Linked DNA regions of Mus musculus: region 2 is linked to region 1. Evidence: chromatin loops called from intact Hi-C (ENCODE). Cell type or tissue: left cerebral cortex. All regions are shown on one strand. Each heading gives the region's core, and the rest is flanking DNA. Links, peaks and the distances in the headings are about the cores only.

Region 1 (12,093 bases), core at 1,785-9,784:
CTTTCAAAGCCATTGCACTTGTCTATTTACTGTTTAACCCCTTTGACACATTTATACCTTCCTCACAACCACTTTTCTTACATGTATACCTTTGTCTTTTATCACACACTCTTTTTAACTAAATAGTCTGTGTCATAATAGGTTTGGATCTGACCTTTTACCTCTGTTGGTTTCATGTATAAGTCTTCTAATAAGTCCTTTCCCCAGAATACACTAGTAAATAATAGTTTAGCAAAGTTGAGCAAAGGGTACTATGACCCATCTTTGATATATGACTGACCAGCTCATTCTTGCCTAGGCCCAACTGAAAGCAACATCAACTACTTTGGGTCACCATCAAGAGGATTGTACATACTAGAAGATAACATTTTGTGGCCCAGCAGTGGTGGAACAGGCCTTTAATCCCAGCACTTGTGAGGCAGAGGCAGGTAGATTTCTGTGTTCAAGATCAGCCTGGTCTACAGAGTGAGTTCCAGGACAGCCAGGGTTACACAGAGAAACCCTGTCTGGAAAAAAGGGTTGCTGCAGAGCAGGGCATGGGGAGGGTATAGGGGACATTTTGAGAGGAAACTAGGGAAGGGGATAGCATTTTAAATGTAAATGAAAAAAGTATCTAATAAAAAAAGAAGAAAATAAAAGTGTGTATTTGTTCCCTACCATACTGTAATAAAGTACTCTGACCATAAAAAACAAAAACAAAAACAAAAAAAAGGAAAGAAAAAAAAAAGAAAAAAGAATAAGGAAGTTAACCTTTTGAAGTGCTTCTCCTGATTTAGGGTTCTACAAAGGTTTTTTTCTCTTCTGTTTTTTCACAATGTTCCTGAAACTTGGAAGAGATGGTATAAATGTCTATTTTAGGACTGTACACTCAGTCATCATTTATTATCAATATTAAGCAGTTATAAGTATCTTGTGTTTATTACAAAGGGAACACTGATGGAAACAGCATGTACTGACCCATTTGACCATGGTAAGAAATTAAGTATTTACAAGGCACTAGGGCCATGTCAACTTACTTATAGAGCAATATCATGCTACCAATCAGTGCTTAAGACTTCTTCATATATAATTTTTTGACTGAGTTTACAGTAAGATGCATGAATTTATCCCCATGGAGTGGACATCAAATGCCAACAGAGAGCATGTAGTTACATCCACAACAATTATACTATTACCACACAGGTGAGGACATCTTGCCTGTCAATGTGGCACTGTAAAGTTCACAGTTAAGACCAAGGAGACACCTCTCATGATTTGCTATTACATTATCGAACTTAGACAGGAATCAGGTGAATCACAGGTTAGTTTTGATGGCACAAGTTGCAGAATTATTTTCATTTATTCTCATTATTGTCAGTAGGGAGATTGCCCCTGTATAACATGGGAGGCTTAAAAAAGTACTCTTTTGACTTTAAATGCCAGGTTTGAGCAATAGCAAGCAGGGTCACCCATGAGAAAAGAATGGGAGTGAAAGATGCAGGAGGGATTTTGGGAGAGGGTGGAGGGAAGGGGAGCAGTGAGCAGATGTAAAGTCAATAAGTAAGAAACTAATTAATTAAATAAATTAAATAAAAAATGTACTCTGTCTAGCTAGATAAAATATTCACAATAAAGTTAAGAGAATCTGTTACCAAAATGTGTTTTGTGAGTAATATCTGAGTGAAATGAAGTTTCTGACCACCTTTCACTGTGGTAGTCTAAGTATCAATGTATCCTTCATGTGCAAAGAAACAAGGTACCTAAGCAGTACGAAGGCCACATCTCCATGAGTATTTTCTCCATTGGCTTCCATATTTCATGCTGTTTCACTGTCTAGATCTTTTAGAAAAATGAAGAAGCTCTTTCTCATGGTGTCTGTGTGTGTGTGTGTGTGTGTGTGTGTGTGTGTGTGTGTGTGTGCATTATGTTTTGCCAAAGTTGATTTTTCAACTCTGAGAATACAGTGTAGGCCATCACCAATATTAGGATGATTTCAAAATAGAGACATAAGCAATTAAAAAATATATACCACTGTAATATATATCCCCCAGCGAGTTATTTAGAGTTTCCAATTGGTGTTCACCTTAGTTTTTGAAAATTAATTGTTGGCACAAAATGGTCTTCAAATTATTTTTATTTTAAGCACTTTTCTTACTGGTTCTGTGTATTTTGTGACAGATTTTGGTAAGTACAGCACTATAGGCTTTAGTAAGACCTATAGGAAGATGAGTGATATCCACTTTTCAACTTTCTATGTTGCCATGGTTACAACCTTCTACCTGATACTTAGAGGAAGATTGTACTATATACTGTACGCATTACAAACTGTGTAGATGATTGACAGAACACTATTACATGAACTAGTGGTTCTGTAGAAGGGATAGATTAATCCCACGTGAGTGATCGTCAAGATTTTACTTATCCCATAGAGGGTTTTGGTACAGACTTGCAGCATCATTTGGTAAGGGTGGTATTCAGAACCCTATTACATAATACAGCCTCTAGGAAAAAATAATCACCCAGTGTAAATTGAATAAATGTTTTATCTTGACTCAACTATTGTAATAAATATGGTTGAAATTTGACATCTCCACGAAATAGATTATTTTATTTATTCTGTAACATTTGAATATAGGCACATTCTAAGATCATGTGAAGATACATCCAAGCCATTATCAGCACTGGGTATCCATTGAAATAAAGGGATTATATATTGTTTAGGCATATTCTAGCCAAGTGGGTAGAGAGAGAACAGTCTAGATAATTCTTCTTTGAGAAAAATAGTAGATGGTCATACACATAAAGTTTGCTGACTTGCCCTTCAGCTCAGTTAAGGATTAAGATTGCATGTATCTAAGAGTGAAAGTATGCTTGTTCTAATTTTCTTTTGATGGAAGTCACAGGCCTATGTAAAGCAGTTGCCAAGAGAATGATCACAACCAAAATGTTTTTAAACTATGAAACTTTAAAAATTATATAAACTTGAAGACACATGGAAAACATATTCTGCCTAGGATTTACAATATCATAGAAAAAGAACTACAGAACAAGTAAATATCAGTGTGGGTGTGGGTATGAAAGAAGCTAAAATGGAATAATGTGACAGCACTGTAATCTCTAAAATCATGTGACAGACATGGAAGAAACAACAAAAGGGATTTCTATTAACATATTAAACATAGTAAGAAGGAGTAATTAAAATAATGGCACTTTAGAACAATGAGAACTTTGAGCAAGGGAATATAGCACTCAGTAAGCTGAATAGGATTTCAAGATCACCCTGAGCTACATAAAATGACTCCATGTAAAACAGAGAAACAAAACACAAACAGTAGCCTGAATCATAAATTTGTTTCAAAAAACCCCAAAATACTAAACCAAAATTCAAGGCATATTTAGGAAAAATACTTGTGAGTATATTAATATTACTTGATATGATTATGTATAGATTTATGAAAATGGTTTGCATAATTGTGCTATGTTTTAAATTACAGATTATAATTATGCATATTTAAAGTATTTAGTTGGATTTATTAAATCAACTAAAGAAAACGGTTTTGGGGATCCATCCCATAGTCAGCCACCAAACGCAGACACTATTGCACATGCCAGGAAGATTTTGCTGAAAGGACTCTGATATAGCTGTCTCGTGTGCGGCTTTGCTAGTGCCTGGCAAATACAGAAGTAGATGCTCATGGTCATCTATTGGATGGAACACAAGGCCCCCAATGTAGGGGGTAGAAAAAGTAACCAAGGAGCTGAAGTGGTCTGCAACACTATAGGTAGAACAACAGTATGAACTGACCAGTATCCTCCAGAGCTCGTGTCTCTAGCTGCATATGTAGAAGATGGCCCAGTTGGCCATCATTGGGAAGAGAGACCACTTGGTCTACCAAACTTCATATGCCCCAGTACAGGGGAACACCAGGTCCAAGAAGTTGGAGTGGGTGGGTAGGGGAGCAGGGCAGGGGAGGGTATAGGGGACTTTCAGGATAGTATTTGAAATGTAAATGAAGAAAATATCTAATAAAAATTGGAAAAAAAAACGGTTTTCAAGTTGCAATTAACATGTAGCAACAAGATGGCAACATTACTTTCAGCGTGTGGAGTCGTTTTGTCCTGCTTGTAATTAACTCACTTTTGCATCCCTTTGAATATGATTGTTCATTTGTTTTTTACACACTTAAAATAATTACAAACTAAAATAATTACTTGTGCAGTATTATTAAACGAAGATGGATGAAAACTGCATCCTCTCTCTGTCCATTGGCTCTACTTTTGATGATTTATTTTCCTGCAGTGTAGGAAGCATTCTAGATAATTTGGTGGTTCAGATTCAAATCTTCAAACCAATAGAGTTCAATATATAACTAGGATTACAGCATCATGAAATATATGATAAAAATGAAAGCTGATTGCTTAGACGATGACAAACTGGAAGCCCTTGTTACTTTGATATAAGCAGAAACTATTTGGATTGACATGTCCTCTCCTAGGAGCCCAGGAAGTCCATTGAATTGGCCCTTTCTCCTTCATGACATAGAATTTGTCTATGAGAAGCCAAAAGGGCAAGTGTAGTGTCATGTTTATTTCGCCTTGTCTGATAATAATTCACAAGTTTCAGCCATCTTTTCTGTAGTTGTTAGGTAAGTTTGTACCTAGTCCCTGTAATTTCTTATTAACTTTGTGTGAAAATTTATGAAATTCTTGGGCAAATGGATGTATCTGGAGGATATCATCCTGAGTGAGGTTAAAAAAAAAACAACAACAAAAAAAAAAAAACACAAAAGAAGTCACTTGATATGCACTCACTTGTAAGTGGATATTAGCCCAGAAATTTAGAATAACAAAGATACAATTTGCAAAACACATGAAACTCAGGAAGAAGGAAGACCAAAGTGTGGGTACTTTGTTCCTCCCTAGAATAGGGAACAAAATACCCATGGAAGGAGTTACAGACACAGAGTTTGGAGCAGAGCCTGAAGGGATGATCATCCAGAGACTGCCCCACGTGGGGATTCACCCCATAAACAGTCACCAAACCCAGACCCTAGGCAAATGCCAACAAGAGCGTACTGACAGTAATTTGATATAGCTGTCTCCTGTGAGGCTCTGCCAGTGCCTGGCAAATACAGAAGTGGATGCTCACAGTCATCTATTGAATGAAGCACAAGGTTCCCAATGAAGGAGCCAGAGAAATACATAGGGATCTGAAGGGAAATGAAGCCCAATAGAAGGAACATCAATATGAACTTACCAGTGCCTTCAGAGCTCCTTGGAACTATATTATCAATCAAAGAGAACACATGATGGAACTTGTGGCTCTAGCTATATATGTAGTAGAGGATTGCCTCGTCGGTCATCAATGGAAGGAGAGGCCCTTTTTCCTGTGAAGACTATTCTCCAGTATAGGGGAATTCCAAAACCAGGAATGGGAGTGGGTGGGTTTGGGAGCAGGGGGAGATGGGAGGGGATAGGGATTTTCGGAGGAGAAACTAGGAAAGGGGATAACATTTGAAATGTAAATAAAAAAATATATAATAAAAAATTTTTAAAAAGAAAATACCTCAATATAATGATACACAGTCTAGCCCATTAAGGAAAGAACATTTAAATAATATCTTTCTTATCGCATTTAGAAATTGACATAAAAAATGCCAAATAAACCATAATTCATTGCTTGTTTATGAAAGTTATTTGTGAATATATTAAAGTTGTCTGATTTTCTCATGTTTATTTGTAACAGTTTGCATAATAATACTAGTTATAAAATTACAACGTACACTTTGTACATATTAATTATTCAGTTTTTTTATGAGTTCAAGGAAAGTATTGAAAAATTGAAATTAACATGTAACCACAAGGTGGCAACATTGCTCACTGTGTGAGGCAGTTTTCCTGATGCCAATTAACTGAGTTTTTACTTTAGTTTTTACTTCAGTTTTATGATTGGTCATTAATTTTTTATACACAAGAAGCAATGTTATCCATATTAAAAATATATTTGTACAACATTAGACAAAGAAGGTGTATATGAAATTTAAAAAAGGTTCTGTCTTTACATTCGGGTGTTTTCTTATCACTGTAAAGAATATTCTAAATAGTGTGGTGGCCTGAAAGAACTCAGTGGGGAAACCCCCACTCAGCTCCCGATTCGGCGTGCACCCAAGAATCACGAATAGAACACAACACCTTGATGTAACAACAAGAGGTATTTTAATGGCGGAGCTCCGGGTCGAAACGTATCTCACACAACAGGAGACAGTGGATTCGACCATGAGGCTTGGAAGCTAGGGGTTTTTATAGAAAAGGAGTGGGGCTGGGGGAGGAATTGGCATGGTTTCACATGATTGGTCCATTTAAACATCAGCAGCCTGTAACATTTAACTTAGGTCAGAGGGGTGGGAGATAGGGAGGCTATGGGCCTGCCCGGGTATGTCCTGGTCTGTTCTGCTATGTTCTCAGCCCCAGGTTTCAAAGCTCACAAACAACTCTTTGGGCTATTTGACATACATTACATGAATTACAGTTTTATTTTCATTCAGGCCCAGGTAGAAATCCTCAATCCAATATGAGCACATGTTAAACTAGTGATGCAGGAAATGGAAAGATACTGTAAAGAGTGAGAGCTAAATGCTTAGAATATGGAAAACTGGAAGAGCTTCTGTACTTTGATATGGGCAGAAAATATTTTGATTTTCATGTTCCATCTTCAGAACCAACAAAGTCCACAAAAGTGGCCTTTTCATCCCCATGAACAGGAGATTTTTGTCCAGGAGTCCAAATAGGCAAGGTTAAGCTCATTTTTATTCATCTCTCTGAGCATGTTTCCTAAATATCAGCCATCTACTCAGTTGTTTTAGAGATATTCTACTTGGTCCCTGCCATTCCTCCTTTATCTCAAGTGAAAATTCAAATATTTGAAATCAATAGTTCTTCTATGACACATTTAAGTGATAGGTAATTGCATTTGAATTTTAGTTTGTCATTTTCCCAATATTTTAACATACAAACATTTATTTATTTATTTATGTATTTAATACTTGTTTTTTCATTCATATTACATCCTAATACCAGACCCCAAATCTAGGGTATTAGATGCATCCTCTCTGCATTCTTTCCTACTTAGGACAGACAAGGCAGCCTAGTTAGGAGACAAAGATCTACAGGCAGGCAACAGGATAAGGGACATAACCCAGTCTAGTTTTTGGGCAACTTACATGAAGACCAAGATGCACATCTGCTACATATTTGTGGGGTTCCAGGCTATGCTCCCTCTTAGGTTGATGGTTCAAAATCTGGGGGCTTCTAAGAGGCCAGGTTAGCTGACTCTGTTGATCTTCTTTTTTTTTTAATTAGGTATTTTCCTCGTTTACATTTTCAATGCTATCCCAAAGGTTCCCCATACCCACCACCCCCCAATCCCCTAGCCACCCACTCCCCCTTTTTGGCCCTGGCGTTCCCCTGTACTGGGGCATATAAAGTTTGCAAGTCCAATGGGACTCTCTTTCCAGTGATGGCCGACTAGGCCATCTTTTGATACATATGCAGCTAGAGACAAGAGCTCTGGGGTACTGGTTAGTTCATATTGTTGTTCCACCTATAGGGTTGCAGTTCCCTTTAGCTCCTTGGGTAATTTCTCTAGCTCCTCCATTGGGGGTCATGTGACCCATCCAATAGCTGACTGTGATCATCCACTTCTGTGTTTGCTAGGCCCTGGCATAGTCTCACAAGAGAGAGCTATATCTAGGTCCTTTCAGCAAAATCTTGCTAGTCTATGCAATGGTGTCAGCATTTGGAAGCTGATTATGGGATGGATCTTCTTGTGGAGTCCCTTTCCTCTTAGGATCCTTCATTCCTTTTCCCAACTCTCCCACAAGAACCCTAGAGTTCATTCTAATGTTTGGCTTTGGGTCCATGCATCTGTTTCCACTGGCTGCTTGGTGGATACTCTGAGAGGACAGTCATGCTAGACTCCTGTCTACAAGCAAAACAGAGTATGATTAATAATGTCAGGGATTAGTTCTTGTTCATGTGAAGTGTCTGAATTTGGGTTAGTCATTGTTTGGCTGTTATCTCAGTCTCTGATCCATCTTTGTGCCTGCACATCTTGTAGGCAGAAAACATTTTGGGTCAAAGGTTTCGTAGGTGGGTTGCTGTCCTTATTTCTCCACTGAAAGTCCTGGCTACAGTAGGTGATGACTTAAGGCTCCATATGTTCTACTGCTAAGTCTCATCTAGTTTCACCCCATGCACTCTCTGAGGGTTCCACACGTGCAGGTCTCTGTTGCATCTTATAAATGCCTCACTACCTGCCCTCAGCCTATTTTCATTCTCTCTCCTCTGTTTTTACTACATCTGAGCACCCTTCCTCACCCTAGTCCCCTACCCATCCTCTCTGTCTCCCACTTTCCTCTTTCCATACACTTTCATTATCTATTTTATTTCCTTCTGAGAAAGGTTTAAGCATCCTTAAGTGGGCCCACTCTTTTTATTTTGCTTCTTTGGGTCTGTGCAGTGTAGTATGGTTTTCTTATATTTTAAGACTAATATCTACTTATAATGTAAGTGAGTACATACCATGCATGTCTTTTAGAGCCTCAGTTACCTCATTTTGGATGATATTTTCTAGTTGTATCCACTTGCCTTTAAAATTCATGATGTCTTTCTTTTTAATATACTCTGGTGATTTCACTGAAACTTTTCTCCATTCTGACTGGTCAAATAAAGGCTAGAGCCAATACTTGGGCAGAGGAAAGAAAGAAAAGGTTGGGCTTGAGGTCTCAGAGTTAGAGGAGGAGGAAGTGGAAGGAAGATGGAGCCGAATCACATAGCCTAGAGAAGCCTCAAGTAGCAAGGGGTCTCATAGCTAAGGGATAAATATATATATATATATATGTACAATCTAGGCATATAAGATTATAAATATAATAACTATAATATTCTCATAGCTGGGAAATAAAGTCAGATATATATATATATATATATATATATATATATATATATATATATATATATCCCAATCTAGGCATATAGCTTATAAATATAATAACTGAGTTGTGTATGTTTTTATACAGGCTTACTTGGGCAAGAAATTACCACAAGAGATATCTTTGATGTGTTCTTGGAATCAATTTGTATTTAGTATTGCAGATCCCTTTAGCTCCTTGGGTACTTTCTCTAGCTCCTCCATTGGGGGCCCTGTGATCTATGCAATAGCTGACTGTAAGCATCCACTTCTGTGTTTGCTAGGCCCCAGCATAGTCTCACAAGGGACAGCTATATCTGGGTCCTTTCAGCAAAATCTTGCTATTGTATGCAATGCTGTCAGCGTTTGGAGCCTGATTATGGGATGGATGTCCAGATATGGCATTCTCTAGATGGTCCATCCTCTTGTCAGCTCGAAAACTATCTCTGTAACTCCTTCCATGGAGGTTTTGTTCCGAATTCTAAGAAGGGGCAAAGTGTCCATACTTTGGTCTTCCTTCTTCTTGAGTTTCATGTGTTTCACAAATTGTATCTTATATCTTGGGTATTCTAAGCTTCAGAAGCTAATATCCACTTATCAGTGAGGACATATTGTGTGAGTTCTTTTGTGGTTGGGTTACCACACTCAGGATGATGCCCTCCAGGTCCATCCATTTTGCTAGAAATTTCAAAAATTCATTCTTTTTAATAGCTGAGTAGTACTCCATTGTGTAAATATACCACATTTTCTGTATCCATTCATCTGTTGAGGGGCATCTGGGTTATTTCCAGCTTCTGGCTATTATAAGTAAGGCTACTATGAACATAGTGGAGGATGTGTCCTTCTTATCATTTGGAATATCTTCTGGAAATATGCCCAGGAGAGGTATTGCGGGATCCTCCGGTAGTACTATGTCCAATTTTCTGAAGAACTGCCAGACTGATTTCAAGAGTGGTTGTACAAGCTTGCAATCACACCAACAATGGAGGAGTGTTCCTCTTTCTCCACATCCTTGCCAGCATCTGCTGTCACCTGAATTTTTGATCTTAGTCATTCTGAGTGGTGTGAGGTGGAATCTCAGGGTTATTTTGATTTGCTTTTCCCTGTTGATTAAGGATTCTGAACATTTTTTCAGGTAGTTCTGTATTCCTCAGATGAGAATTCTTTGTTTAGCTCTGAGCACCATTTTAAATGGGGTTATTTGATTTTCTGGAGTCCACCTTCTTGAGTTCTTTATATATATTGGATATTAGTCCCCTATCTGATTTAGAATAGGTAAAGATCCTTTCCCAATCTGTTGGTGGCATTTTTGTCTTATTGATAGTGTCTTTTGCCTTACAGAAGCTTTGCAATTATATGAGGTCCCATTTGTTGATTCTCGATCTTACAGCACAAGCCATTGCTGTTCTTTTCAGGAATTTTTCCCCAGAGCCCATATCTTCGAGGCTTTTCCCTAATTTCTCCTCTATAAGTTTCAGTGTCTCTGGTTTTATGAAAAGTTCCTTAATCCACTTAGATTTGACCTTAGTACAAGGAGATAGGAATGGATCAATTTGCATTCTTCTACATGATAACCACCAGTTGTGCCAGCACCATTTGTTGAAAATGCTGTCTTTTTTTCCACTGGAAGGTTTTAGCTCCCTTGTCAAAGATCAAGTGACCATAGGTGTGTGGGTTCATTTCTGAGTGTTCAATTCTATTCCATTGGTCTACTTCTCTGTCGCTATACCAGTACCATACAGTTTTTATCACAATTGCTCTGTAGTAAAGCTTTAGGTCAGGCATGGTGATTCCACCAGAGGTTTTTTTTTATCCTTGAGAACAGTTTTTGCTATTCTAGGTTTTTTGTTATTCCAGATGAATTTGCAGATTTCCCTTTCTAATTCGTTGAAGAATTGAGTTGTAATTTTGATGGGGATTGCATTAAATCTGTTGATTGATTTTGGCAAGATAGTCATTTTTACTATATTGATACTGCCAATCCATGAGCATAGGAGACCTTTCCATCTTCTGAGATCTTTAATTTCATTATTCAGAGACTTGAAGTTCTTTTTTTTTTTTTTTTTTTTTCATAACCATAAATTTATTATAAACATACAAGGGAGGGAAGAATACAAAGTGTAGGCTTAATTATCGTACTATTAATATAAGAATAGCTAGTAGCAAAATCAAGCTGTCTTCTGTAGTCCTTCCAGGCCTGGGGTCTGGGTTATCTGACATCAGTTCTGAGTTAGGTCAACAGTCCCTGCCTCTCTCAGGTCTACACTGCTTCCAGGCTCTCATTTTCATGGAGATAACTCACTTTATCTGCTCCTCTCATTTAAATTTCTAGCAGCCTTCTTTTCCAACCAAATGATTTGCATTGAGCTCTAAGTGTACAGTTAAAGGTCACTTTTGTTTTTAAAGTTTCTTTTTTTTTTTTCCATTTTTTATTAGGTATTTAACTCATTTACATTTCCAATGCTATACCAAAAGTCCCCCATATCCACCCACCCCCACTCCCCTGCCCACCCACTCCCCCTTTTTGGCCCTGGTATTCCCCTGTACTGGGGCTTATAAAGTTTGCAAGTCCAATGGGCCTCTCTTTCCAGTGATGGCCGACTAGGCCATCTTTTGATATATATGCAGCTAGAGTCAAGAGCTCCGGGGTACTGGTTAGCTCATAATGTTGTTCCACCTATAGGGTTGCAGATCCCTTTAGCTCCTTGGCTACTTTCTCTAGCTCCTCCATTGGGAGCCCTATGATCCATCCATTAGCTGACTGTGAGCATCCACTTCTGTGTTTGCTGGGCCCCGGCATAGTCTCACAAGAGACTTGAAGTTCTTATCATAGAGAACTTTCACTTCCTTAATTAGAGTCACGCCAAAGTATTTTATATTATTTGTGACTATTGAGAAGGGTGTTGTTTCCCTAATTTCTTTCTCAGCTTGTTTATCCTTTGTGTAGAGAAAGGTCATTGACTTGTTTGAGTTAATTTTATATCCAGCTACTTCATTGAAGCTGTTTATCAGGTTTAGGAGTTCTCTGGTGGAATTTTTAGGGTCACTTATATATACTATCATATCATCTGCAAAAAGTTATATTTGACTTCTTGCTTTCTAATTTGTATCCCCTTGATCTCTTTTGTTTTAGAATTGCTCTGGCT
Region 2 (12,093 bases), core at 1,863-9,862, 130 kb after region 1:
CAGAGAACTCCTAAACCTCATAAACAGCTTCGGTGAAGTAGCTGGATATAAAATAAACTCAAACAAGTCAATCGTCTTTCTCTATACAAAGAATAAACAGGCTGAGAAAGAAATTAGTGAAACAACACCCTTCTCAATAGTCACAAATAATATAAAATATCTTGGCGTGACTCTAACTAAGGAGGTGAAAGATCTGTATGATAAAAACTTCAAATCTCTGAAGAAAGAAATTAAAAAAGATCTCAGAAGATGGAAAGATCTCCCATGCTCATGGATTGACAGGATCAACATTGTAAAAATGGCTATCTTGCCAAAAGCAATCTACAGATTCAATGCAATCCCCATCAAAATTCCAACTCAATTCTTCAATGAATTAGAAGGAGCAATTTGCCAATTCATCTGGAATAACAAAAAACCTAGGATAGCAAAAAGTCTTCTCAAGGATAAAAGAACCTCTGGAGGAATCACCATGCCTGACCTAAAGCTGTACTACAGAGCAATTGTGATAAAAACTGCATGGTACTGGTATAGAGACAGACAAGTAAACCAATGGAATAGAATTGAAGACCCAGAAATGAACCCACACACCTATGGTCACTTGATCTTCGACAAGGGAGCTAAAACCATCCAGTGGAAGGAAGACAGCATTTTCAACAATTGGTGCTGGCACAACTGCTTGTTATCATGTAGAAAAATGCGAATCGATCCATACTTATCTCCTTGTACTAAGGTCAAATCTAAGTGGATCAAGGAACTTCACATAAAACCAGAGACACTGAAACTTATAGAGGAAAAAGTGGGAAAAAGCCTTGATGATATGGGCACAGGGGAAAAATTACTGAACAGAACAGCAATGGCTTGTGCTGTATGATCAAGAATTGACAAATGGGACCTAATGAAACTCCAAAGTTTCTGCAAGGCAAAAGACACTGTCAATAAGACAAAAAGACCACCACAGATTGGGAAAGGATCTTTACCTATCCTAAATCAGATAGGGGACTAATATCCAACATATATAAAGAACTCAAGAAGGTGGACTTCAGAAAATCAAATAACCCCATTAAAAATGGGGCTCAGAACTGAACAAAGAATTCTCACATGAGGAATACCGAATGGCAAGAAGCACCTGAAAAAATGTTCAACATCCTTAATCATCAGAGAAATGCAAATCAAAACAACCCTGAGATTCCACCTCACACCAGTCAGAATGGCTAAGATCAAAAATTCATGTGACAGCAGATGCTGGCGAGGATGTGGAGAAAGAGGAACACTCCTCCATTGTTGGTGGGATTGCAGGCTTGTACAACCACTCTGGAAATCAGTCTGGCGGTTCCTCAGAAAATTGGACATAGTACTACTGGAGGATCCAGCAATACCTCTCCTGGGCATATATCCAGAAGATGCCCCAACTGGTAAGAGGGACACATGCTCCACTATGTTCATAGCAGCCTTATTTATAATAGCCAGAAGCTGGAAAGAACCCAGATGCCCCTCAACAGAGGAATGGATACAGAAAATGTGGTACATCTACACAATGGATTACTACTCAGCTATTAAAAAGAATGAATTTATGAAATTCCTAGCCAAATGGATGGACCTGGAGGGCATCATCCTGAGTGAGGTAACACATTCACAAAGGAACTCACACAATATGTACTCACTGATAAGTGGATATTAGCCCCAAACCTAGGTTACCCAAGATATAAGATACAATTTGCTAAACACATGAAACTCAAGAAGAATGAAGACTGAAGTGTGGACACTATGTCCCTCCTTAGAATTGGGAACAAAACACCCATGGAAGGAGTTACAGAGACAAAGTTTGGAGCTGAGATGAAAGGATGGACCATGTAGAGACTGCCATATCCAGGGATCCACCCCATAATCAGCATCCAAATGCTGACACCATTGCATACACTAGCAAGATTTTATTGAAAGGACCCAGATGTAGCTGTCTCTTGTGAGACTATGCCGGGGTCTAGCAAACACAGAAGTGGATGCTCACAGTCAGCTAATGGATGGATCACAGGGCTCCCAATGGAGGAGCTAGAGAAAGTACCCAAGGAGCTAAAGGGATCTGCAACCCTATAGGTGGAACAACATTATGAACTAACCAGTACCCTGGAGCTCTTGACTCTAGCTGCATATGTATCAAAAGATGGCCTAGTCGGCCATCACTGGAAAGAGAGGCCCATTGGATATGCAAACTTTATATGCCCCAGTACAGGGGAACGCCAGGGCCAAAAAGGGGGAGTGGGTGGGTATGGGAGTGGGGGCGGGTGGGTATTGGGGACTTTTTTTTATAGCATTGGAAATGTAAATGAGCTAAATACCTAATAAAAAATGGAAAAAAAAAAGAAAAAAACCCCTTAAAGAAATACAGTGGAATATAATAAAACATTTTGAGGACTTTAAAGAGGATACAAATAAATCCCTGAAAAATACAGAAAAATGCCATTAATCAGTTGAAGGAAATAAATAAAACTGTGCAAGAAATGAAGCTGGAAGTAGAAGCATTAAAAATAAAACACAAGCCGAGCATGGTGGCACACACACTTAACCCAGCACTCGGGAGGCAGGGTTAGGCAGATTTCTGAGTTCAAGGCCAGCCTAGTCTACAAAGTGAGTTCCAAGACAACCAGGGCTATACAGAGAAACCCTGTCTTGAAAAAGAAACAAACAAACAAACAAAAAAGCAAATCAAAAATATAATTAAGAACAACATTATGAACTAACCAGCACCCCGGAGCTCTTGACTCTAGCTGCATATGTATCAAAAGATGGCCTAGTCGGCCATCACTGGAAAGAGAGGCCCATTGGATATGCAAACTTTATATGCCCCAGTACAGGGGAACGCCAGGGCCAAAAAGGGGAAGTGGGTGGGTAGGGGAGCAGGGGTGGGTGGGTATGGGGGACTTTTGGTATAGCATTGGAAATGTAAATGAGCTAAATACCTAATAAAAAATGGGAAAAAAACTTACACAAAAATTAATAAATTGAAAAAAAAATATAATTAAACACCAACTGAGTACACACAGATGATGAAGAAACTAGGGAAGAGAACAGTAACAACAGCTATAAGCATCACCAATAGAATCTAGGAATTATAATATAGAAATTCAGGCATAGAACATAAAATATAAAAAAAATGATGTATCAGTCCAAGAAAATACCTAAGAAAACCCCATGAATACACAAAATGGGGATCCATAATAGAAAAGTAATGACAAATAAAATTTTTTAAATGCTCAGGGGAAGGATTTTTCCCCCAATTTCTTATTAGGCATTTTCTTCATTTACATTTCAAATGCCATCCTAAAAGTCCCCCATACCCTCCCCCCCACTCCCCTACCGACCCACTCCCACTTCTTGGCCCTGGTGTTCCCCTGTACTGAGGCATATAAAGTTTGCAAGACCAATGGGCCTCTCTCTAAAATGATGACTGATTGGCCATCTTCTGCTACATATGCAGCTAGAGACAGGAACTCTGGGAGTAACTGGTTCATATTGTTGTTCCACCTATAGGGTTACAGACCCCTTCAGCTCCTTGGATACTTTCTCTAGCTCCTCCATTGGGGGCCTGTGTTCCATTCAATACCTGACTGTGAGCATCCACTTCTGTGTTTGCCAGGTACTGGCATAGCCTCACAAGAGACAGCTATATCAGGGTCCTTTCAGCAAAATCTTGCTGGCGTATGCACTAGTGTCTGGGTTTGGTGGCTGATTATGGGATCGGTCCTCATGTGCCGCACTCTCTGGGTGGTCCATCCTTTTGTCACTCAGAGAAAGTTTTATGATTTAAAATAAACCTCCAAAATATCAGTAGATCATTTGTGTTAGTGATCTTCTGCTGGGCATTGAACCTACTCTTATTTGTAGTTAAAGTGCCTGTGAGATTCTTGGGATTTTTTTTTTTTTTCATTTTAGACTGGTTATTAATGGGAGATATCTTCCAAGTTAGGGATTACTGAATGTGTTCACTTCTCCTGTCAGCACCTGAATTTCAATCGGCTTAGACCAGTACATACCATGTGCAAGTTGATAAAATCTGTGTGGATTCATATGTGTATCAGCTATGTAGAGTCTTAAAAAAAAAAAAAAAAAAAAAAAAGCTTTGATTCTTTGGTTGAATCACCATTTGCTCTTTCAAACTCACCATTCTCTGCCACAACCATTGTGGGCTGATGAGAGAGCTTTGATAGAGACATCCCATTTACAACTATGGTTCAATTTTCTCACTATCTGCAGTTGGTCCAATTGTAGGCATCCCTCTGTGTATCCATCTACTAGAAAAGGACAGTTCTCTGAAGAGGACTGAGCAAGACACTTTTCTATGGTTATAAACACTAATCTATACAATAGCCTACGATATGAAGACTCTAGCAAGTCATCAACTGTAAAATCCATGTTCAATGAATATGTGGGTGTTCGCCTCAGCAATAGGGCCTTACCATCACTTTTTAAGAGAATACAATAGTGTAAAGAACACATGGCCTCAGAAGGTATTTTTCCTCAGATACTAAACAGCTGCCCAGTGCAGCAGCTGCAGTGGCAGCGCCTCCGGAGGACCCAGATACCCTGGGAAACCAAGCCATGGAGAGTAGGTGTGAGTAAGTGATAAAACAAATCATTCCTGCTGTTGGAGCCTGCAGTGGGGCAGTGCAGCGCCCAAGGCCCCAGATAACTATGCAAACCAAGCCACAGAGAGCAGGAGTGTGTGTGCCAAAGATAAAATAAATAAATAAATAAATAAATAAATAATAAATAAATAAAAGCCCATGAAATAACGTGTGAAACGCGCTAGTTACAATTGGCTGAATTTAGTTTAAAAAACTCTGGTCTGGTATGGCAAAACGCTCAGATCCTGGGGCCGAACGAACAAGTCACATGAAACCACCGCTGATGCCTGATGCTCAGACAACAAGCTTAAGTTGCATAGCTCCATAGGATCTGATCTGAAAAACAGGGACACCTGAGCACTGCCTGAGCCAGGCCATGCCTGCCAAACAAGAAAGGTTGATGAGGAGTGTGTGTGTGTGTGTATGTGTGTGTGTGTGTGTGTGTGTGTGTGTGAATGAGTGCCGGCACATTTTGGCATTTATTTGCTTATTAGTATTTATGATTAAATAAACAACTGTTAGGAGGATTTGCTTTCTGCCCCATTTCAGGACAATTCACAAGAGTTGGTATATTCTGCAGGTGGCTAGCAGTTGGAGTTTAGCAGTCGCTTATCACCATCTAGTGGCTACAGTTTAAAATGCAGTCCATTTACTGGGAGGTAGAATTCAGATTTTTTTAAAAAATTGGGTATTTATTTCATTTCAATTTACAATGCTATCCGAAAAGTCCCCCACACGCTCCCCCACCCACTCCCCTACCCACCCACTCCCACTTCTTGGCCCTGTACTAAGGCATATAAAGTTTGCACAACCAATGGGCCTCTCTTTCCACTGATGGCCAACTAGGCCATCTTGTGATTCATATATAGCTAAAGACATGAGCTCCGGGGGAGAGGGGTATTGGTTAGTTCATATTGTTGTTCCACCTATCCCTCCAGCTCCTTGGGTACTTTCCCTAGCTCTTCCATTGGGGGCCCTGTGATCCATCCAATAGCTGACTGTGAGCATCCACTTCTGTGTTTGCCAGGCCCCGGCATAGTCTCACAAGAGACAACCATATCTGGGTCCTTTTAGCAAAATCTTGCTAGTTTATGCAATGGTGTCAGCGTTTGGAAGCTGATTATGGGATGGATCCCCGGATATGGCAGTTTCTAGATGGTCCATCTTTTCATCTCAGCTCCAAAATTTGTCTCTGTAACTCCTTCCATGGGTGTTTTGTTCCCAATTCTTTTTTTTATTTTTTTTATTACGTATTTTCCTCAACTACATTTCCAATGCTATCCCAAAAGTCCCCTATACCCCCCCCCACTTCCCTACCCACCCATTCCCATTTTTTGGCCCTGGCGTTCCCCTGTACTAGGGCATATAAAGTTTGGGTGTCCAATGAGCCGCTCTTTCCAGTGATTGCCTGACTTGCAGGAATATATATTCTACACCTGAAGATTTTCCAGACATCTGCTCTGATAGGTTATTTATGTTCCTGTAGTCTGCTGTGAGTTTCCATGTGCCTTTGGGTTTCTTTACTGATCAAATGGGGCTGTTGTAGTTAAAGCTTTATATTAGTTCTATAATACCTTCTTTTAATAACGTTTGTATGGTATCCTTTACTTCCTCCATTCCTCCTTTTATAAGGTATTGTGGCGTGAAAGAGGGTGGCATTTTAGATAATTCTACCTGTGGAATTTTGACTGTGGCCAATAGTATTGTTGGTATTCTTTTATAACTAAAAATTTTGGAAATAATTTGTGTATTGTGGGTAGTTCTATAATATTTGCTGTGCCACTGAACAAAGAAAATATAATTCATAATTTCTATCATACACTTGTAATGTTAGTTTAATTATAGAGGTTCTGACTCTGCCTCCAACTCCCTCTACTTCTATGTAGCCTTTACTCTTGCCTATATTCAGGATCTTTCCTTCATCTAAGCAATATATATTTGCTAATATATTTGTATATTTACTACCTGTGTCCAACAGTCATTTGACCATTTTGGTGGTGCCTTCAGGTAGTATAATGGGTAGTACTAGACTGGGTTTTAGAAATTGTGTCCCTGAGGTTGAAAGGGATGTCCTTATCCTCTTAGGTTTTTCCTTAGTGGCATCTTGTTCATAGGTCTTGCCCCTATGTTCAACCTTTGGCGGTTGAATCCTAGGTGAGGGGGTCCTTGGCCGTTTTCCCCCCCTTGTCCTAAAAAAGGTCCGCAAGGAGCTTGCCAAAACAAGAATTTTGTGGGATTCCATGGTTGGCTTGGTCCTGATCTAATTGTGAGGTTGGTATTCTGTCTTCCAAACAGCCTTATATTTTTGAACTGTCTCTTTACTATGTTATAGTTCTTACTTTCAATGGGTAGGGATACTACCTTCTCTGAATCTAACTCTCTGTATGATTTTAAGAAGTCTATGGCATCTGCCACAATTTGACATCCCTTGTACTCTCCTCTTATACCCTCTCTTTCTCATCACATTTTGGATCAGAGGTGGAATCGAGGCATCATTTCAACTTCAAAGCCAGAGGTTATTTAGACTAGGAGCGTACCCGAATTTTGATCGCATGGTAAATGGCCCATAATTTATAGCACAGTCGCTAGGTGGTGGTAAGAAACTGCTAAACATCCTATCAGATCACCATGGACTAAGGCTGATCTTCAATAACAAAATAAATAATAGAAAGCCAACATTCATGTGGAAACTGAACAACACTCTCCTTAATGATACCTTGGTCAAGGAAGGAATGAATCAAGAAATTAAGGACTTTTGGGATTTTAATGAAAATGAAGCCACAACATACCCAAATTTATGGGACACAATGAAAGCATTTCTAAGATGAAAACTTATAATTCTGAGTGCTCCCAAAAAGAAACTAGAGAGAGCACACATTAACAGCTTGACAACACACGTAAAAGCTCTAGAACAAAAAGAAACAAATTCACCCAAGAGGAATAGACAGCAGGAAATAATCAAACTCAGGGGTGAAATCAACTAAGTGGAAACAAGAAGAACTATTCAAAGAATCAAACAAACGAGGAGCTGGATCTTTGAGAAAATCAACAATATAGATAAACCCTTGGCTAGACTCACTAGAGGGCAGAGGGAAAGCATCCTAATTAACAAAATCAGAAATGAAAAGGGAGACATAACAAAAATTCTGAAGAAATCCAAAACACCATCAAATCCTTCTACAAAAGGCTATACTCAACAAAACTGGAGAACCTGGATGAAATGGACAAGTTTCTAGATAGATACCAGGTACCAAAGTTAAATCAAGATCAGGTTAATGAACTAAACAGTCCTATATCCCCTAAAGAAGTAGAAGCAGTCATTAATAGTCTCCCAACCAAAAAAAATCCCAGGACCAGATGGGTTTAGTGCAGTGTTCTATCAGACCTTCACAGAAGATCTAATCCCAGTTCTTCACAAACTATTCCACAAAATAGGAACAGAAGGTATTCTACCCACCTCATTCTATGAGGCCACAATTACTCTGATACCTAAACCACAAAAAGACCCAATAAAGATAGAGAACTACAGACCAATTTGCCTTATGAACATCGATGCAAAACTATTCAATAAAGTTCTCGCTAACCGAATCCAAGAACACATCAAAACAATCATCCATCCTGACCAAGTAGGTTTCAACCCAGGGATGCAGGGATGGTTCAATATACAAAAATCCATCAATGTAATCCAGTATATAAACAAACTCAAAGACAAAAACCACATCATCATCTTGTTAGATGTGGAGAAAGCATTTGACAAAATCCAACACCCATTCATGATAAAAGTCTTGGAAAGATCAGGAATTCAAGGCCCATACCTAAACATGATAAAAACAATCTACAGCAAACCAGTAGCCAACATCAAAGGAAATGGTGAGAAGCTGGAAGCAATCCCACTAAAATCAGGGATTAGACAAGGCTGCCCACTTTCTCCCTACCTATTCAACATAGTACTTGAAGTCCTAGCCAGATCAATTCGACAACAAAAGATCAAGGGGATACAAATTGGAAAGGAAGAAGTCAAAATATCACTTTTTGCAGATGATATGATAGTATATATAAGTGACCCTAAAAATTCCACCAGAGAACTCCTAAGCCTGATAAACAGCTTCAATGAAGTAGCTGGATATAAAATTAACTCAAACAAGTCAATGGCCTTCCTGTACACAAAGGATAAATAGGCTGAGGAAGAAATTAGGGAAACAACACCCTTCTCAATAGTCACAAATAATATAAAATACCTTGGCATGACTCTAACTAAGGAAGTGAAAGATCTGTATGATAAGAACTTCAAGTCTCTAAAGAAAGAAATTAAAAAAGATCTCAGAAGATGGGAAGATCTCCCATGCTCATGGATTGGCAGGATCAATATAGTAAAAATGGCTATCTTGCCAAAAACAATCTACAGATTCAATGCAATCCCCATCAAAATTTCAATCCAATTCTTCAACAAATTAGAAAGGGCAATCGGCAAATTCATCTGGAATAACAAAAAACCTAGGATAGCAAGAACTCTTCTCAAGGATAAAAGAACCTCTGGTGGAATCCCATGGCTGACCTAAAGCTGTACTACAGAGCATTTGTGATAAAAACTGCATGGTACTGATTTAGCGAAAGAGAAATGGTTAGTCACAATAGACCTAACAGACATTTTTTTTTTTTTGGCATTCCCCTAAATCTCAAATCTAGAAAAATCACCACCTTCTCATTGGAAGGAAAACAATATCAATTTACTGGACTTCCACCAGGATACAAAAACACCCCAATCATAGCACACAATGCACTGAGATGGGCTTTATATTCAATCCACACAACAGAAGAATTAACAATTTTTCATATGTAGATGACCTTCTGTTCATAACAAATGATAACCAAATATTACATAAAACAGTAGAAGACTTAATTGCACACCTAACAAATAAAGGATGAATCATTAATGAAGACAAAGTAAAAGTCCCAGCAGTGGAAGTGAAGTTCCTCAGAGTATACTGGTCAACTAGAGGACCATCTATTTCCCTTGAAGTAATTAACAATTAAAAAGCTTACCAAGATCTCAGAATAAGACAGAAACCCAGCATTAAATAGATGTATTTGAGTATTGGTGGCAACATCTACCATACCTGCAGTTGTTGCTCCAAGCATTATAAAGCATAGTGAAAATAGCATCTGATTTCCATTAGGGATTACCTCAGGAAGAAGCAGTAAAAAATATATTAGAATACACAAAGCAATTTAGTAATTTAATTTATATCAATGCAGATAGCACAGAGATAATAGATATCCTCCTTATAATGGGATATGACAATTGGAATATATTCGTTAAGCAACCACAGATTAAACCAATTGGCTTTTATCGCAAACACTACCCTTGGTCAGATGCCAAATATTCACTCTTTGAAAAACAGTAGGAACGGAATATGGAGAACTCTGCACATGCCACAGTATACAAAGACAGAACCCGGTGGTACTCCAATCCACTGTGCCTATTCTCAAATGGGTAAAGGCACCAGAAGAGTCATGGTCATGGCTGATGATGGAAGGAAAGGTATTGCAATGGAATTGGTACCTCTCAGAGTTACTTCGAAGAGCAAACCTGAATGCACAGGTACCAATGATGTCAAAGCACATACTGGCATCAATTAATGAAAGCCAGGTACCAATCACACTCAACACCTCCCCTCCCCAGAAACAGGCACCCAAGGAACATGGGTGTGGGGGAGCAGATCAATATTCCTTTCACTGGTTAATACCTGTTTTACTGTTGGCTCAACCACCACTAAAAACAATGTGGTGTGCTGGAAAGCAGCATCTTTCTGGCTGGAAGATGGAATGGTAGCAATAGAGGAAGGAAAGAGCAAATCAGCACAACATGTAGAAGTGATTACAGCACTATTGTTAGCTAAACAGTCCCATAAGGATGGAAAACACTTACACCTTTTTACAGACTCTTGGTGTGTGGCCAATAGAATAGCAATTTGGTCAGGAAATTGGAGATTAACAGAATGGAAAATCAATAGAAAATACTTATGGTCAAAAGAAGCTTGGATGGTCTTACTTATGGTCTGTATAACATCTGCTCGGGATCTTCTAGCTTTCATAGTCTCTGGTGAGAAATCTGGTGTAATTCTGATTGGTCTGCATTTATATATTATTTGACTTTGTCCCCTTTCTGCTTTTAGTACTATTTCTTTGTTTGTGCATTTGCTATTTTGACTATTATGTGACAAGAGGAATTGCTTTTCTGGCTCAATCTATCTGGAGTTTTTTAGGCCTCTTATATGTTTATGAGCATCTCTTTCATTAGGTTAGGGAAGTTTTCTTCTATAATTTTGTTGAAGATATTTACTGGCCCTTTCAGTTGGGGACATTTACTCTCTTCTATAAATATTATCCTTGGGTTTGGTCTTCTCATTGTGTCCTGGATTTCCTGGATATTTTAGGTTAGGATCTTTGTGCATTTTTCATTTCCTTTGATTGTTGTGTCAATGTTTTCTATGGCATCTTCTGCACCTGAGATTCTCTCTCCTACCTATTGTGTTCTGGTGATGCTTGCATCTATGACTCCTGATCTCTTTCCTAGGATTTTAATCTCCAGGGCTCTCTCCCTTTATGGTTTCTTTATTGTTTCTATTTCCATTTTTAAATCATGGATTGTTTAGTTCACCTGTTTCTTGTGTTTTCCTGTAATTCTTTAAGGGATTTTTGGGTTTCCTCTTTAAGTGCTTCTACCTGTTTACATGTGTTCTTCTTTATTTCTTTAAGGGCATTATTTATGACCTTCTTAAAGTTCTCTATCATCGCCATGAGATGTAATTTTCAATCAGAGTCTTGCTTTTCTGCTTTGTTGGGGTATCCAGGGCTTGCTGTAGTGGGAGGATTGGGATCTGATGATGCCATGTAGCTTTGTTTTCTGTTGCTTATGTTCTTGATCTTGCCTCTTAACATCTGGATATCTCTAGTGTTAGCTGGTCTTGCTGTCTCTGACTGTGGCTTGTCCCTCCTGCAAGCCTGTGTGTCACTATTATGGTGACCACTTCTCTAGGAGGAATTTGGTTATGGAGAGCTGTGGCATAGAGTCAGTTCCAGGTGCAGAGTGAAAGAGGAAGGATTCTTTCCCAGGCTGCTCCTTGGTTCCTGTGTTCTGAAGGCTCCAAGTGAGTCCCTCTGAGCAGAAGTGGTGGTCCTATCTGTCCTCATAGGCATGTCCATACTTCCAGGAGATCAGCTCTTTCTTGGCATTATTTGGGTATGGAAAGCTGTGTCACAGGATAAGCTCTGGTTGCAGACCTTGGGTTCATTTAAGCAGCAAATCCTAGAATTACTTAGCAACCAAGGTATCCCAAAGCAACCTATAGACTTCCAGGATAAAAGAAAATGACAATGCCCCCCACTTCAAAACACATGTAGTATGCAGTTGGTGTTACGACTTTTCATTAAGTTTATGTTATTTTTTGTAAATTTATATTGATTATTTTAT

What was found. Peaks named below come from ENCODE experiments on the same cell type or tissue, not always from the same donor. Only the 100,000 strongest peaks of a DNase experiment are listed, where the experiment ranks them.
Region 2: a loop joins it to region 1, with 4 times the contacts of the local background. A loop is called at or near these places in 5 of 42 quality-filtered maps.

Annotation. Positions count from the first base shown.
Region 1 is chr17:40,279,394-40,291,486 of GRCm38, reverse strand. No RefSeq gene overlaps it. Among named protein-coding and RNA genes, the nearest start is that of Crisp1, 34 kb to the left of the region's middle. In left cerebral cortex, for the core only: a CTCF peak has its summit at 5,836 (motif pointing right); no DNase peak of the experiment used is centred there.
Region 2 is chr17:40,151,071-40,163,163 of GRCm38, reverse strand. No RefSeq gene overlaps it. Among named protein-coding and RNA genes, the nearest start is that of Pgk2, 51 kb to the left of the region's middle. In left cerebral cortex, for the core only: a CTCF peak has its summit at 5,278 (motif pointing left); DNase peaks (open chromatin) are centred at 5,016 and 5,523.